Regions from separate parts of the Homo sapiens genome. Here region 1 is linked to region 2. Evidence: read pairs that join two places in POLR2A ChIA-PET (ENCODE). Cell type or tissue: GM12878. All regions are shown on one strand. Links, peaks and the distances in the headings refer to the core of each region. The heading gives the core; the rest is flanking DNA.

Region 1 (9,278 bases), core at 2,831-6,830, 430 kb before region 2:
TGCTAGAATGACTCTGCACTCTACAACTGGAGAATCCATCCATCAGGTGACTGAGTTCCTCCTAAGGGGAACACTACTAATGTGTCTCAGACACTAACTAAAGGGAGAAGGAATGCACTGCTGAGGGGGCAGCACATCCTTGAGAAGCTCAATGGTGGCTGCCCCCTGCAAGCTGGAATAATGCTAGGGATGTTTTATAGAACTGGATCCCCCAGTAGTGAGTAAAATGAAAGAGTTCCAGCATAACAGAGGCCAAGAGGCAGCATTTAACTGTGAGGGCAAGATAAAGTAATTTCCCTAAGGGGCATGAATGTTAGAGTGACAGCTGGAAGGCCTGGCCTGTAGGTATCTATGAAGACAGACATGCATGGATATGCTGTTCCTATAGGCAAGATAGATGGGCAGCTGACAAGGATATTGCTTTAGACATATAATCAAAAAAGATTGGACATCAATGAGCAGAATGCTGAGGTCAGCTCTCTAAAGGTGAAGTCTAGACCCCTTGCCCAGCTTCCAAACCTCAGCCAGTTCTCAATGGAATCCAGAACCCATGATGGAAATGAGGGCAGTTTCTCATAAGGAAGAACCTTGTAAATGTGCACATCACTGATTCCCTCAAGTTTTCACGGGAGGGCTCTATGGCCATTTATTCAAGTAACTCACATGCCGGGGAAAGGAAAATACACAGATCTTTCAAGGGATGTTGAGTACAATGTCAGAGTTGATGCTAATCCCTGGGGACTCAAAGCCCTATCATAGCCCCTGTTAGAGTATGTGGAGATCAGGTAATGTCCATCTCACAATGGGCCCTCTGGATCCACAGAGCCACCCAGCAATCGTTTCCCCTCTTCCTGAATGTATAATCAGGATATACATTCATGCATACATCATAATACGTAGCAATTGGCTGACCCGGTTCCTTAACCTGGGCTTTCCTAAACTATGAAATAACAATGACTGTCTTAGGGAAGGCCAAGCAGAAGCCTCTGAAACTGAGGTTTCATGGTGAAAACAAGTAAGTTAAAAGCAATATCACATTCTTGGGGAGTGATAGAGATTAGTGCCACCTACAAAGACCTGAAGGAGGCAGGGGTTGTTACCCCAGTTACACCTCCATTTTAATTCAGCAGTCTGCCCTCTGGTATCTCCTGGTGGTTCATGCTGCTAAATGGCTCCTAAAACTTAACCAAGGAGTAGCCCCAATTATAGTTGCTGTGTCAAATATGGTATCTTTATTATAATGGGTTAGCACAGCCTTAGCAAGTGATATGCAACTATTAATATGGAAATGCCACTTTTAAAGGATTCAGCAGGATGTAGGTTGAGAAGCAATTCACATTCTCAAGGATTGGACAACAGTATATCCTTACGGTCTTGCTCCAGGGCAATGTGAATCCTGCTCCGTGTTACAATATAGCCTTTCTGGAAACTCTGGAATACATTACATTCGTCCACTGGATTGATGACAGTATGTTCATGGGCCTGATAAGTGAGAAATATAGACTATTCTGAATGACTTACTAAATCACAAACACTGCAGGTGGTGGGAGAGAAACGTTACAAAGATTCAGAGATATGCCATATAGGTAAGCTGTCAGGGGTTCAATGGTCTGGAGCATGTCAGTGTATCCCCTCCAAAGCTCCAAGCTATTGCAGCTCATACCTCCTACCACGAAGAAACTCAGAGCTTGATGGGCCTCCTCAGGTTAGGAGAATCACCATGGTTGACATTCTGATGAATGTGATTCTAGGCTTTGTAACGTGTGTGTGTTTGGGAGACAGGGAGTAGGGAGGCAGTGGGTATACCATCTTAATAAATAAAAAATGCTTATCAACTTTTTTCACTTAATAACATACAATGGACATTGTCACATCAATAAATACAGCTCTACATCATCCTTGCCATACCTTTCCTTTTTTCATCCAAACTGAATTGTTATTGGCTAGTTAGTGATTTTTGGTCTTGTAAGCAATACTAACTTGTACTGAGAGGCAGCACAGGCTAGCATTTAAGAGCACAGACTCTGAATGTAGCCCGTGTAGGTAGAAGCCCAGCTCCTGCACATGTCTACTTGCTGGCAGTGTGTGCTTGGGCAAGCTATTCATCCTTCCCCTGCACTGCTTCATCTGTAAAATTGAGGTAACCCTCTGGATTATTGTGAGGATTAATAAGTTAATATTTATTATTCACTTAGAAAGTTTCTGGCCCTGCATGCAATACATAAGTAATAAATAAACAAATCTAAGATGAACACAAACACCCTTGTATCAATTCAGGCTCTTTGCCATCAAGAGAGACCCAATTTATCTAGGTTAGGCAAAAAGGGACTTTGATGATGAAATACACAGTGCCTCACAGAAAGGGCTGGAAGGCAGGGGTACTGAGCTGGCAAATAGCCCTGGAAAAAGGCAGGAATCAGAGTGGTTCCAGGCATTGAGCGCCAGGAATGATGCAGCTGTGTCCTTAAGGATGTTAATAATTTTACTAATTTTTTTTTAAAAAAACACAAAAAACAAAAACTCCTCACAATACTTCACTCAAGAGTCCAACTCCCACCACACAGCGTCTGGCTGGCCTGGCCTGCTCACGGGCCAGCATTGTGATGAACAGCTCCTCACTCCTGCACCCAGAAGGGAGAGCTCCTTCACCCAAAGGAACTGGGGACTGTTAGGAAAGGGGGATGGAGGAGGCTGGACAGCCAAGGAAATCACAGCTGACCAAGGGAACCCACCTGGGACACTCAAGGCCTGGACCACTGCTGTCTGATGGAGGAACAGGGGCAATTCCAGGCCAGTCAGAGAGGCCGCAGAGTTGGGGGGCTGCCAAGTTCCTTGGGTCCATGGGACCAGGTAACTGTTTCCCCATTGCCCTGTGCTGCGGAGGCAAAGGCTGAGTTGGTCACTGTTCTAGAGGGAAGGCAGTCTGCCTTACACCACTGGACAACCAAGAACAAGGATGGGAGCTATACCTGTCATGGTGTCAATCCAGTACACCTGCATTCAAAGAGATGCTGGATCCTGGGTGGGTTCCTACCCTCTGGGAGTGTGCTGTGTCCCTGGGAGCTGCCAGGACCCGGTGCTGTAATTGTCCTGAGCTGGGAGGTCATGAGCTCTCGGTAATGACCTCTCAGCTGGAATCTATCATGGTGAGTCCTGGGCATCAGCACACACCCTGCTCTGCTGAGCTGGGAGAAGCACATTCCACCAGGAAGAAGGGTAGATGGCCCTGGGAGGCTTCACAAAGCTCTGGAATTGGAGCCCAGGAACTAAAGTTGTCATGACTGTTTCCTGCGACATCAAACTCTCACATATGCCCAGTAGGGTGCCATTTATTCCCTAGTTAGATGCTCAGGGAAGTCAGAGCAGGAAGGAGGCAGAGGGAAGGACAGGGCCTGAATCCCTTGGAAAGAGGTGGCTGCTTCAGTAAGTCCCTGAAACAAGTACAGGATTCGATACCATCACTCAATCTCCTTCTGTAACAAAGACAAAAAATACACTTAGACTCCTCTGCAAGAACTGATATGTCTCATCTATATAGATGATTTATAATTAACTCCAGTGAAATTCTAGAATGCCCATGCCTTTTCTCCAGGGGTATTATTTGTTTTCTTATTTTGTTTACTGAAATAAGTCAACTCCTGTGAGCGCAAAAGTACAGAGTATGCGTAGTCCTGAGTTGTATATCTCATAACGAAGGTGCGCTTCCTGTTTGATGCTATGTTTAGTGGTGTCTCTTCTCTTGGGTGGGCAGTGGGCCTGGGGGAGTCTCTCTAGAACTTCTGGTGCCCCCAGGAGCAGGCCTGAGTGTGGGAGGGGGGTAGGGCTGGGTCATTGCTTAGGAGTGAGGAGCAGGGAGTTCTGCTTCTGATATTTAGGAGGAAACTCCTGAGCATCAAGTCCTCTTGCAGAGGACAGCTAGAAACTCTGGACGGTAGTCAAAAAACAATGGCTTGAGGCCTCTGTAAGGTAAATGAAACTCGAAGAGACACTTCCTGTTTTTTATTGCCTGTCCCTGAGAGCAACAACAGTTTTGTGTGGCACAACCAAAGCTTTGATAGAAAGCCTACCTTCTTTGTGGTTGGCCAAGCCATGGGGAAGAGCCCAGAGCAACCAGGCTTTCTAAGGAATGAAGGGAAAATCCCAGAAGGCAAAAAGCCACAGAAAAGAACTCAGATAATGTGTATGACCCTTCCCAAGTCTCTGGCTGATGCCTGGAGTGAAGTGAAATCAGTCTGAACATAGAGCAGAGCTTTGCCCACTGCAGACAAGAACTAGAGTGTGGCTTGAACCTAAACACAGAAATCACCTGCCAGAACAAAAGCTCTTCCTGTTCTGATCCAAGCTAGAGTTAGCAATTAGCTGCCAATGTAGTCACTCTAGATGCAGACTGGACACTGGGTGCTGCAGGTCAATGTGACTAACCAGGTGCCTTCCCACCTTCTGCTATCACTTCTGTTCAGATTCCTCTGGGCTGGAATTTTTCATCTGACATGAAACCACCTCTTACTACCTTACATCAACACCGAGATATTGCTCTCCTGAAATCTTCATTCACATTTTCCGCCGAACTCCATTTGTGTGTGACTGAAAGAGTCTACACCAGTTCACACAAGGACAGCACACTCTAGAGTTGTATAGTGTGGCCCCGCCAGCATTAAGCAGGAAACTAGGGTGTGGCCTGTTCAGGGAAGGGGGTTACTTCTCTACTGAGACATGTGGTTACATATTTAACCGCATCCTGCCAGAGCTGCCAGAAAGGTGGGTAGGACCACTTTCCATCTCCTGTTCACCTCATCCTCCAGAGGGTTCATCCACAGTTGCCTGAGTCTGGGTGGGGAGGAGGATGCAGGACCTCAGCCTTGAGATCTCAGGACCTCGAGTCTTGGCCATATAATGATGTAGCCACCACTTCTGGCTCTCTCTCTGGTGTCTGTGTTCACTCCTCTGAGTCTCACAGAATGGGATTGTGCCCATGGCTGGTGCACTCTGCATGCCAGTGGACATGTCTGCTCTTAGATGGTTTTGTAACATCTGTGTCAGTACATGTGGCCCAGAGTGCTGTACAGGAGCTGGCTGGTGCTTTTTGTTTTGTGCTTATTCAGGAAATACAAGAAATAACTCCTGGGTTCCTGCATTGTGCCATTGTCTGAATGATAAATGGTAAATCCCAGCCCCACTTCCTCATGCTCCCCAGTGGGGAAGGACCCAATTTCCAATTCCAAATTCTTACAAGCACAGCTCAAGAATACCATTATTGTCATCACAGCTGAGCCTGGAATCCAGGCTCTGAGATAAATGCGAGCCCCTCACTTCCATAGCTCCACATTCAATGGGCTGAACATCCTCTAGAATTATTCATGAGAGAGGGTGTAATAGGCCATAGATGGTATGTGTTGGGAGTGCAGAGGGGTCTCCAATTCTCTCTGGAAAGGAGGGTGTCACCTACTAGACTGAGTCCACTGGCCATTCTCAACTGGCTAGTAGCTGCATAAGTGGATCTGTCAGGGAACTTACCCTTTATTCCCCTATACATCAAGAAAATGGATCAGTAGCAGATGAGATGGATGAGTTTTCTTTTTTTTATTATTATTATACTTTAAGTTCTAGGGTACATGTGCACAATGTGCAGGTTTGTTACGTATGTATACATGTGCCAGGTTGGTGTGCTGCACCCATTAACTCGTCATTTACATTAGGTATATCTCGTAATGCTATCCCTCCCCACTCCCCCCACCCCATGATAGGCCCCGCCCAGTGTGTGATGTTCCCCACCCTGTGTCCAAATGTTCCCATTGTTCAATTCCCACCTATGAGTGAGAACATGTGGTGTTTGGTTTTCTGTCCTTGCGATAGTTTGCTCAGAATGATGGTTTCCAGCTTCAGCTATGTCCCTACAAAGGACATGAACTCATCCTTTTTTATGGCTGCATAGTATTCCATGGTGTATATGTGCCATATTTTCTTAATCCAGTCTATCATTGTTGGACATTTGGGTTGGTTCCAAGTCTTTGCTATTGTGAATAGTGCCGCAATAAACATACATGTGCATGTGTCTTTATAGCAGCATGATTTATAATCCTGTGGGTGGAAAAAACTAAAGTTCATATGGAACCAAAAAAGAGCCCACATTGCCAAGACAATCCTAAGCCAAAAGAACAAAGCTGGAGGTATCACGCTACCTGACTTCAAACTATATTACAAGGCTACAGTAACCAAAACAGCATGATACTGGTACCAAAACAGAGATATAGACCAATGGAACAGAACAGAGCCCAGAAATAATACCACACATCTACAACCATCTGATCTTTGAGATGGATGAGTTTTCAACTTCAATGTCATTGTTGTGGGAATCAGCACAACTGTGTCAGTATGTTGTCCAGAAAGACATTGGACCAGAAGGCCCTGGAGGCCACCTGCTCCCCAAAACTTGTTCCACTTGACAGTTTTACAGCCCACCTGGCCCTGACAACCTCATCCCAAGGTGAGACACAAGATTCCCAGCAAAGCCTGGTTCCCAGGGCCATTTCATGGCCTGGCCAGACCAGGTGGTCCTGTGCTAGTGGGCTGGGGCCCTATATGATGCCAACCTGTTCCCTGGGCACAGCATTTGTACCCATGAAAAGCACGTGCACCAGTTATGAGAAATGCACAGGGCTGTCCCACCAAGCTCCCACCGCTTGGCCCTGGTGAGAGCTCATTAGACTTTATTTTGGATTTCTCCTAGACCAGATCTGTTATGACTGACAGGCTAAAAAGACCCACCTCATCCTCAAAACAGGGTTTTCTCAGCCCTTGCTAGGCACAGGTGCCCTGGGAGAACCCCCCCTAGTGGTCCAGTCAGCTGTTTCCCACCCACATTTCCAGGAGGAGCACCTGTGGAAAGGCAGACTCCACCCCTTCCCTGCACATCTCCTCCAGACCATGGTTGGCAGATGGGCATTGGCCTTTGCTAGAACTGTACTTCCTGTCTCATAATCTCTAAATCTTCATGAAGCTACACTTTCCACCCCACTCTTCCTTTGTTCAGCAACACTGAGGTCCTTGCCAGGTACCCTGTTCTTCATAGGAGCACCCACTTTCCAGCCCAAAGAAATGAAAGTTGCTGCCCATGAGGTGCTGGTGGACACCATCTGGATGGTCCACGAGGTACTCTCCTTCTCTCACCACACATGCATCACCTGGCAGTCCTAAGATCTAGGATAGTCCAGGGACCATTCCATTCCAGCTCACTGTGCTGAAACTAGTAGACACATGGAGGTTTGCAGAAATATTAGGAGTGAGGACTTGTTAAAAGGCTGCACATTTCGTTGAAGCCTTTGCTGCCTCCAGCCCCAGCCTCCAGGTTCTCTCCACTCCTGGTGGTGCCCAGCCCAGCATTGTTGGGACCCTGAAGCTCACAAGGAGACCTCAGTCCCACCACAGCTCAGAAGACATTCCTCCACCTTTCTGAGGGCAGGTTTGACCCCACAGCCTTAGTTCCACCCTTGTGGGGTACATCCAACATGGAGCTGCCTGGTTCCAAATATCCGATGATAGCTGATATTTGTGCTAATGGGGACCCACTGGTGAACACAGGAAGATGCCATCAGGAATCTCCAGAATGTGAAACGTGGTGAACCTGTAGAGAGTCGTTCTTTTTCAGTCCAGCAGTTGGGGCTCAAAGGGAAGCTAAGACTCAGAGGAGCCCTGTGACAGAGCAGGAGCACCATCATCTTGGACAAACACCACAATTTTAAGTTCACCTTAATTAAAAAGCCCCCTAAATCCAGCCCAAAAACATCAGCCTAATGGCTAATGTCAGCATAACCAGAAACATTCCAACCCTAAGATAAGCCACCCCCCTCCAACCAGAAACATGCCAACCCTGAGACAACCTCCCCTCCCACCAGAGACATTCCAACCCCACAATAAACCTTCTCTCACATGGAAACATTCCCAGCCTGCTATAAGCTCCCCACTTCCTAAACCCTTAGATACCCTTAGTCAGTAAGAGAAAATGCTCCTGACCAAAACTGACCAGAATCCCCTCTCAGGTTTATTCTCCAAAATAAACCTGTCTTTAACTGTTGAGCCACTTTTCATGTTTCTTTCCCCTTTCTTTAACTCTTACACCCTGAGGGTAAAGGAAGGTGAAGCTCTTTCCCCTCATTCAGGGAGACTGGGTTTGGGGTGGGGGACATTGCCACACTTGTCTGGATGAAACGCACTACATGAAACCTCATGTCTTCTAATTCACTCCATACCACCCGCTTTTGCCATTTGCCCACTATTTTTGAATGTTTTCAACTGCTCAGCATCGAGTCACATCAGCGTGCCCTGCAAGGACTGCAGGAGTGTCCTGCAGGGCCTCAAGGTGCGGGGCAAGCTTGAGGGCTTCAGCCTTGGGGGAGGTCCAGAAGGCAGGGCCACCTTGGGGTTCCAGAAGGAAAGAAGTTCTCAGGGAAGAGGACAGGGACCAGGAGAAGTGAAGGGCAGAGTCCCCCGCCCCTCACGGGCTGAACAGAGGGCAGGCGGTGCCCTGGTGATGCTCGTGAGCTGCTGGATGGCAAAATGATCTCAGAATCCAGTCCTTACATGGGTTCGACTTTATTTAGAAGGAACTATGGCACTTCTACCACACATTTCGAAGTGTTTGGTGAGCTATAATCCCCAGTAGAGGACGATTTTCAGCTTTATTTCCACCCAGCCCTTAGGAGGCTGCAGTGCCCTGCGTCGCCAGGAGAGGGGGTGCAGGCCCAGTTGGGGGCGGAGCCTGGAGGAGCACGGGGTGGCCGCTTGGACGGGAACACGGGAGGCTGACATGGGGAATGGCGGTCACTGGCCCCTTGCTCGCTGCGCATGCTCACAGTGTGTCTGTGGCAGGCCTTGCTGGCTGGATGGCCTTGGGAAGGAGGCATGAGGTGGCTTCCATGGGCCACCAGGAGCCTGTGGTGCTCGTCAGCACCATGGGACAGGGATCTGTGCATGTCCAGCTGCAGATACAACAGGGGCTCAGCTGAAGGACCCTGTGTGATGATGCGGACTCAGGGGTGGCCCTGGGCCAGTCTCTTTCCTCCTGGTGCTGCACAAGGACTGAGGGCATCCTCGGGGTTTCTCATGAATGGTCCCCACCTTCAGAAGGTGGCCGGAGGGACTTCCTGTGTTGTTCAATGCTCCCCTTGTCTTTCTGACTCCCTACAATCCTTCACCCATAGCCTCTTCCTCCGCGCCAGGGTACTTCTTCCCATTCGCCCATTTTCCAACGATTCACCCCCTTCCAACAGCAATAATTACAT
Region 2 (9,278 bases), core at 2,160-6,159:
CTGTTGCTACTTTGTAAAATGACTTTTCTCTAAAAAATCAGCTACTAAAGCAAAGCCCACTCTTTTCTCTAAGCAAATATATTTTGTTGCTCCAATGAAGAATGAACCTTAGCATTACAGCATATTTCATAAACATTCATAATTTGACATTTCTCATTTACTATAAAGAAAATTTTTAAGGATTAACAGAAAGCCTTTTTTAAGAGGAACATAAGTGTTTTTAAACAATACATTCACTAAGCCCATTTCATTAAGTACTCATTGTTTAATTCATTCATTCATTAAAGATAGGTTAGCATAAGAATTATTTAATACTTTAGATTACCAAAATGGAATTAATGGTCTACTTGACATATATAATAGGTATATCTAGTTTTAGGATCGTGGAGAATGTTCCGCTAACAATGGTCTACCTTTACCCTTGCCTCTCTATTCTGGAAAGGTTAAAAAAATTTGAAGTCTTTGAAAAATCTTTTTTTGTAAGTGTTCTGAGAAAAATGTAGACATGTGCCTAAAGGAAGTTTGTTTTAGTTAAGATGCTATTTTCCCAAAGGATGATGAGTCCTCAGAGGAGCTCATGGTCCTCAGACCTATGCTTGCACTCCGGAGACTTGGTTGGGACTGGGAGGTACTCTCTATGCAGCATATATCTGAGATTTAATAGAAAAGGAACTTTATCAATGATGAGCAATAATCCTCTTAAAAGCAGATGAAGCTGGGGTATGGACCAAGCTTTTTAAAATTTTTTTCTTTTTTCTTTTTTTTGCAGGGGAGGCGGGGCCAGAGTTTCGCGCTTGTTGCCCAGGCTGGAGTGCAGTGGTGCCATCTCAGCTCACGGCAACCTCCACCTCCCGGGTTAAAGCGATTCTCCTGCCTCAGCCTCCAGAGTAGCTGGGACTACAGGCACATACCACCACGCCCAGCTAATTTTTGTACTTTTAGTAGAGACGGGGTTTCACCATGTTGGCCAAGATGTTCTTGATCCCCTGACCTTGTGATCCGCCTGCTTCGGCCTCCCAAAGTGCTGGGATTACAGCATGAGCCACCGCGCCTGGCCAAAATCTTTAAATTAAAAAAAAAATTTTTTTAAGGATGGGGCATTCAGGGGTATCCTTTTCATGTTTATTTGACTCATAATCTTAGAAATTGCCCTTTGCCTATTTGGTCGGGATTTAACAAAGTCACTCAGCAAACATTTATTTGTGATTACTGTGTTTAAAATTACATTTTTATGTTTTATATTTTTTTGTAATACTTGATTTATGTGTAAGATGACAGAACAAGTAAGTACAAAAAGTAGAATCTGGAATCAGAAGACTTGCCTTGAATCCTGACACCTACATTCAGTGTGTAATGTCACGGCTAGCCTTTTATGTGACTTTAAAGATATACAGGAATTAGTTACCATGGGAGCTAGAGAAAGGGTGCAGGGTGGTTTCATGGATGGAAAGTGTTCGCAGACATTGGGTTAGGGAGTACACATCACAGTATGTAACACACCTTAATCAATGACTCATTCCAGTTTAACACTGATAAAAACAGTCAATCCCAAAAAGCTGTGACGCTGCATAACAGGATGGCTCTATAAATAGTGTTGCACTCTTAGGAACCCAGATCAACCCTTTGAATATTCCATCTTGGGTATTACGTGAAGCCATCACACTTTAGTCACAATATTGCCAGGTTTATATTCATGGTATAAACAGTATTCAGACAGACAAATTAAGAGTTGCTCAGCAAAGGTGTGAGTCCAGCTTTGTGTGTAGCAATAGAGAAATTATAGGCACTTTGCTAGATTTCCTGCTCACTTACCCTCCAAGAGCATCTTGGTTCTGGCCTCTGGCTCCTTTCTGCATGGGTTTCAGGTGAAAATTTTCTAGTCAACTCTTGGTTATTTATGTATCATTTCTGTAGGATTTTTTTTGTTGGTGTGATTTTTGTTTTCAGAAATGTTCTTCAGTCCCACTTGGCAAATGTATCTGGGGTCTCATGCAAAGCAGCATGCCAAATGTTATAAGAATATAAAATGACTGTTAATATACAACTTTGCTATCAAGAGGCCTCCAGATTAGTTGGGAGTGATACATACATACATAATAACACATTATAATCAAGATTTTAAAAATCTTACGGGTATAAGGAGGGTCTTACACTTTTACTGTGGAGATCTTTATGGAGCAGCTGGTGTTTGAAAGTGGTCTAGAGGCCTGGAGTGGTAGCTCATGCCTGTAATGCCAGCACTTTGGGGAGGCCGAGGCAGGTGCAGGAGAATCGCTTAAACCTGGGAGGCAGAAGTTGCAGTGAGCTGAGATCACATCACTGCGCTCCAGCCTGGGCAACAGAGTGAGACTCCTTCTCAAAAAGAAAAAGAAAAAAGTGGTCTAGAGATGGGCAGCATTTTGACAAGTAGAGGAGTGAGGGCATTTCTGAGGAGGGGTTACCCCCATTGGCATTGCTGTAGTTTCCAAAAATTATTTCACGGAGAGAAGGGGAGAGGAGCACTATGAACCACTTGTTGATGGCATTGCCCATGGAACTGTTTCCTCTGTAGATATTCTTCCTCTTACCTGCCATCAACAAGGTGAGTTTAATTGAATTACAGTGGACAAAATGAAAACACATGTAGATTGGAACAGTTAAGTAAGAGAACTTTGAGACTCTGTAGAAGGAAAAGGTAGTGTTTATGTCTGAAACATGGATTACAGTGGTCACAGTGGTCATTTTGCAGTTATGCATAAATCTAACTTTTAACTTGCTGGCAAATAAGGGGGAAAATTAGCGCAAAATATAATGGATTATATAGTTCACCTTCCAGTGATTTGAGACATACCAGTTCTTCAAATAGAAACTTTTGCCATATTACTATGTTTTAAATTATGAAATATATAAGTGTATACACATAGGCTGTAGTGTAATGAATTTCCAGCTTCAACAGTTAATACTTTGCTAGCTATTTCATCTGTCCCCCACCTTGTTCTCTGAGAGAGGTGGAACTAAAGTATTTTAAAGGAAATCCCATATCACTCATACTTCCACATGTATGTCTAACTGATCAGGATATTTTTTACATACGTCATAATACCTAACAGAATTAACAGTAATTCCTTGTCATACCCAGTATATAATTTCCCTTGATTGCCAAAATATCTTTTTTTCAGTTGTTTATTTGAATCAGGATCCAGAGAGGGCCCATGCATTGTATTTGACTATATGAGGCTCTTATTATTTAAGTCTCTGCTGTCTTTTTTTTTTTTCCTTTTTCTTATGTTGTTTGGTTTTTTGGAGAAGCCTGACATCTGTCCTGTGAAGTGTCCATTTTCTGGGTTTGATTTACTGCTTCCCTATGGTGATGTTAAACTTGTTCCTCCCTCTTGTTGCCTGTAGACCAACCGCTAGATCTAGAAGCTTGATTTGATTCAGAATTGTAGTTGGGTGGGGTGGGCAAGGGAGAGTCAAATTTTGATAGATGATGCTTTGTACTTCCTATTGTGTTGTATCATGAGTCACACTGGTGTGTGGTTGTCCTAATAGATTAGTGTTGTCCATGTAGTTAGCCTGCGTATCCTCTATGAAATTCCCCATCAGCCTTTCACCTAATGGTTAAGGCCATTGGTGATTGTTGCCTAGTTCCATTATTTCATTAAGAATTACAAAATGGGTTGGGTGCGGTGGCTCATGCCTGTAATCCCAGCACTTTGGGAGACCAAGGCGGGTCAATCACTTGAGGCCAGGAGTTCGAGACCAGCCTGGCCAGCATGGTGAAACCCCATCTCTACTAAAAATACAAAAATTAGCTGGCAGTGGTGGCACCCACCTGTAGTCCCAGCTACATAGGGAGGCTGAGGCACAAGAATGGTTTGAACCTGGGAGGCAGAGTTTGCAGTGAGCTGAGATCATGCCACTGCACTCCAGCCTGGGCAATAGAGTGAGATTCTATTTCCAAAAAGAAAAAAAAAAAAAAAAAAATATATATATATATATATATATATATATATATATATAACAAAATGGTAATTTTTTCCTATCCACACTTATTAGCTATGAATCTCCTATAAAGAACTTTCCCTTGTCATCTATATGGTTATCCTGAAATATAGTCTATACAGAAAAAGGCAGGATAAATGTGCGCCCCCCGCCCCCGTGTTTTTTTTTTAAACCAATTGTTGGAGTGTTGCATTGTTGCCTTCACAACCTCCAAGGTAACCAAAGAAAATTATTTTTAGTATTATTATAATTTTAATGGGCGCTAATGTTTTACATATATTCTTATATATACATATGTTACTATTAAATATACAATACTTTAATGTGTGCAGATGCTTGATTTCCATGTTAATGCATTGTAATCATTATTTTTTATGCTCAAATTCTACCATCTTAGGCCTTTGCAGCACTTTTCAACTTAGCTCCTGTGCCTTTTTTAGCATGACCTCATAAGTACAGTATTTGCTTTCTGGAGTAACACGTCCCTGGCTCATCTTGGGTATTTCCTACTCTTTCATGAAGTCTTGGTTTCTTTTAGTAGGAAATGATCATGTATTGATTTTTTTAAAATACACTTTTTATATTTAGAAAAAAAGTATTATATGGACTTTGTAAATACTTAACCTTAGAAAAATATAAATATCAATTCATGTTCTCACTACCCATTATTAACCTTTGCTATTTTTTCTCTTAGCAAATCGCTCTGCATGTATAGATAAAGATGGGATTATATGTATGCAAACTTATATTTAAAGTGTTTTCCCTTAAGAGGAGTTGTAGACATTTTTTCATATCGGTAGAAATCCTCAGAAGCATTGATTTTAAATGACTTCTGAATGTTCAGTTCTATTTGCTGAGAATTCTGGTTGGTTTTCCTTTTCCTACTGTATTAAATAACTATTCAGTGGCCATCTTTGTATGTAAATCTTAGAGAAGCAATAGATTATGAGGATACACTCGTAGAAGTGTAATTGCGGGCTTAGAAACATTTTTAAGTTTACTGATACATATGAATATATTGATTGTAGTATGAAAGATACTGGACAACCTAATAGACACTGCATAAGAGTTGCTAAAAACCTGCTTTGAAGTCCCAGCTTTTTCGCTTTACTAGCTAGTTTCATGATATTTGAACAAACTAGCCAATAATTTTGAGCCTTAGTTTACTCATCTATAGAATAGAAATAATAGAACTTCTTGTAGGAACGAACAAATGGAGAATCCTGCTGTTACTTTGAGGATCAAAATAAATAATAGTTCATTCTACAAATATTCTACAAATATGTGCCATCTATGGTTTGAATGTTGTTTATTTCCATCAAAACTTATGCTGAGGCTTGGCCCCTAATGTGGCAGTGTTGGGAGGAGATATCTTTAAGAGGTGATTAGGTCGTTAAGAGGGATTAATGCCTTTCTCCCAGGATTGAGTTCTCACTGTTTTGGGACTGGATTAGTTAATGCCAAAGCAGGCTTTTATAAAGTGAGGCCACCTCTGCTGTTTGGTCTCTTTACATATGTCCACCTCCTCTTCACCATGTTAAGATATAGCACAAAACCCTCACCAGAAGCTGACCAGACGCTGCCACCTGATCTTGTACCTCTCAGCCTCCAGAATCGTGAGCTAAATAAACCTCTTCCCTTTATAAATTACCCCAAATTTCAACTGCTTCTTAAAGCTACTCTTGATTTATTTTAATGGAACCTAAGTTACCACATCTTTTATTTTTTTTTTACTTCTCCATATGTAGTTCTCAATTTTGTTTTTATTTTAAAAATTTTTAGTTATCACAACTTAGTTGCAGCTAAGAAAATCTTGCTTCCCATTCATCCAAAAGCTGAATCAAGACTTTAGATGTAGGCTTAAATAGAACAATAAGGTCATTCATTTTATTCCATTTTATATTGCTATCCAGTTTATATAATAGATATGCAGATACAGTGCTAAGCACTTTTTAATTCTTATACCATATCGTGAAGTAGCTATTGCTTTTCCCATTTTAGAGATAAGGAAAAGAGTGCTTAGAAATGTCTAAGTCAGTTGAGGCATAACAAAGTCAGGATTTGAACCCAGGCTATCTTTAAAACCCGTGTAATTAACTATTGTGCTTTAAATAATTGTTCTGTACTACCAGACAGATAGTCTAGCACTTAACACAGTATCTGTAAATAGTTATTGTTTTAATTAAGTAACATTAACACTGGAAGCAAGGGATTAAGTCTTAGAGCCAGTTATCTAAAAAGAATGTGTTCATGCATGTACTACATTTCACACTCCATGACTGCTTAAGAACCTTAATAATCCTTGTAGGCAACTATCTTATGATGTGTGGGGTTTTTTCTTTGTTTGTGCTTTTTGTATTTGACCACGAAGTTCGTGAGTCAGATCTAACACATATGTTAGTGTAGAGTCTTGTGAGCTCAGCTGTCTAGGAATGTGTTGTCATTCAGCAGTTTTTCATTATTGTCTCTAAACACATACGCCCACATCCATACACACCAGAATGTTGTCTTGAGAGCAGGCACTCTTGATGCCTTAAGTTTGTGACATATAGTAAACACAGTTAGAAATGGAGTGAATGAATGTTCTGCTGACTGGCTTATGGACCTTTTGACTTATGGACCTTTTGAGTTCTTTTCAGTATTTGTCAATACATAGGTGAAGAGGAGTGTGTCACATAACGCAAAAGCAGTCAGATCTCCAAAGATGGGCAGTACCTAACAGGCTTAACTTAAATGGTGTGGGCTTTTATTTTCCTAATGGGTATCCTGTATATTCTCTAGCACTTTCTTGGGATGTTGCTTTGTACTCTTGAAAATATTCTTGAGAATATTAATGTAATAGAGCAGTGATTTGATGTCTTTGTTCTTTGTAAGATAGAAGTGGCCATTTCTAGTGTCATCTGGTCTCCATCTGTTCTGGAGAAGAGAGTAGACTTCAGTACCAAAACCCCCCACAAATACAAAGCAAGTAATAAAAAGGAGAATATATGCCAAACTACTAATAATGACTGTCTCTTACAGGCTTTTCAGGTGACTTTCACTTTTCTACCTTATGTAATCCTTTAATGTTTGAATTTTGCATAATGAACAGTATAACCGTTTTTTAAAAGCTCGAATTTTAACTCTCTGTGATGGACTTAGATGCAGGAGTAGATGGAAAGAGTTTCATATTCTGACCACCCCCCCCCCCCCCACATACACACCCCCAACCTCAAAGGATATAGAAACTAGCAGAAGGATATGCTTATGTGCTTTTAAAAAGCAATGCCTTTTTTAAAGTGATGATTTTGGTGCTCGCTTTGGCAGCACATACCCTAAAACTGGAATGATACAGAGAAGATAAGCATGGCCCCTGCACAAGGATGACACACAAACTTGTGAAATGTTACATATTTACAAAAAAAAAAAAATATTTCAATGGTCAGTAAATGTCCCAATCATAGACAACCAGATCTCACACAACATCTCTGTCGTAGTCCATTTGTGCTGCTATAACGAAATATACGAGTCTGGGTAATTTATAAAAAACAAATTTATTTCTCACAGTTCTGAAGACTAAGTCCCAGATCAGGTGCTGGCATTCAGAGTCTGAGGAGGGCTGCATCTCACATGGTGAAAGGTGGAAGGTCAAAATAGGGACAAATGCCATGTCTTCACAATGGCAGAAGAGAGCAATCCACTCCTGTAGGTCCTCGTTATAGTGACAGGAGGGCAGAGTCCTCATGACCTAAAAACCTCCCATTAGTTTCCACTTCCCAACACTTGCATTGGGAATTAAATTTCCAACCCATGGATTTTAAGGTATATTCAGACCATAGAAATACCCTAGAGGTGATAGTGACCCCATTGACAACTCCTGGCCTTTGTGGAGAATGGTGAGGGTCTACCCTTAATGTCTGTAAAGATAGATTTAGAAAACAGAATTGACTGAAATCGTGAACTGAATATACATGGAAGAGTTGAGTAAAGTTTGCTGTGACAACCAAGTTTAGTGATGGAGTGAACAATGGATCCATTCACTGGGAAGGGGAACATTGAAAAAGAAGCAGGACTTAGATGAAATTTGGATTGCCTGGAGGACATCTATAGGGAGCAGCAGTTGGAAAGGTAGGCCATTGGTCGGGCTAGAAATGGATTTCAGATTGTTGAAACCATAGATGAGATCACCCAGAGGGAATATAGGGTGAGGTGACAGCCAAGAGTGGAACCTTGAAGGACATCAACATTGGAGTAGAGTCATTGAATTAAATGCAGAAAGGAAAATAAATAAATAAATAGATGCAGGAAAGGAAAGGGCATTGGGAGAGAGAAGAAAACAACTAGCGGAGAGCAGTGCATGAATGCGAAAGGGGGAAGCTAAATGTCCATGCGGATTCAGCTTGCAGTGTTGTAACTGTTCATTTTATATGAAAGTAATATGTTAACAGCCCCCCACATACCACCACTTTGGGATTCAAGTATACACCAATAATTACCATCAGAAGGAAGCCTGTCCCCATAGCAGGTACGGATTGCCACAACCCACTTTAGAATCCTGTCACTGTCTGGCTTTGTCCCAGTCACATTAATACTTTTGGCTTAGCCCAAGGAATCCTGCTGAGGTTTATTATAAACCATTTTTTGGCCAGACGTGGTGGCTCACACCTGTAATCCCAGCACTTTGGGAGGCTGAGGTGGGTAGATCACGAGGTCAGGAGTTCAAGACCAGCCTGGCCAACATGGTGAAACCCCGTCTCTACAACAAAAATTAGCCAGGCATGGTGGTACGTGCCTCTAGTCCCAGCTACTGGGGAGGCTGAGGCAGAATTGCTTGAACCCAGGAGGTGGAGGTTATAGCAAGCTGAGATCGCACCACTGCACTCCATCCTGAGTGACAGAGCAAGACTCCATCTCAAAAAAAAAAAAAAAAGAAAAGAAAAAACCATTTTTTAATGGACAAGGGAATTGTATTTGAAAGCCAAATGAATTATTTTATTAAAATATCTATTTCTGTTCATTTTCTTCGTGAACTTCAGTTATGTCCAAAACATAGTTAAGGCTGTTTTAAAACAATATTAAGAAAAACTTAGAACATACAGAAAAGTTAACTAACAGTGAAAACCCACACACCCACCAACCATCTAAATTTTAAAATTACAATTTTACCATATTTGCAAATGTGATAATCTGACTTAGAAGTAGTTTGGGGAGCAGAAAGGACATCAGTGTGTCTGGACCTCTAGGATCAAGGCCAGAGGCTGTGCTGTGAGTTGGAGATAGGTAAAACCTAGAGGGCCATGGTAAGGAATTTGGAT

What was found. Peaks named below come from ENCODE experiments on the same cell type or tissue, not always from the same donor. Only the 100,000 strongest peaks of a DNase experiment are listed, where the experiment ranks them.
Region 1: POLR2A ChIA-PET joins it to region 2 with 5 read pairs; 2 of 35 experiments call an interaction of 5 or more read pairs at or near these places.

What each region holds. Positions count from the first base shown.
Region 1 is chr2:230,314,676-230,323,953 of GRCh38, forward strand. It overlaps a transcript of SP140 not described here. Among named protein-coding and RNA genes, the nearest start is that of SP140L, 7.9 kb to the right of the region's middle. RefSeq lists a silencer at 3,622-3,671 and an enhancer at 4,802-4,951. In GM12878, for the core only: no CTCF peak of the experiment used is centred there; DNase peaks (open chromatin) are centred at 4,176 and 4,696; H3K27ac peaks cover 1,767 bases.
Region 2 is chr2:230,744,867-230,754,144 of GRCh38, forward strand. The region is part of intron 1 of CAB39 (calcium binding protein 39); the gene reads left to right. It also overlaps the pseudogene RNU6-268P. Among named protein-coding and RNA genes, the nearest start is that of CAB39, 37 kb to the left of the region's middle. In GM12878, for the core only: no CTCF peak of the experiment used is centred there; no DNase peak of the experiment used is centred there.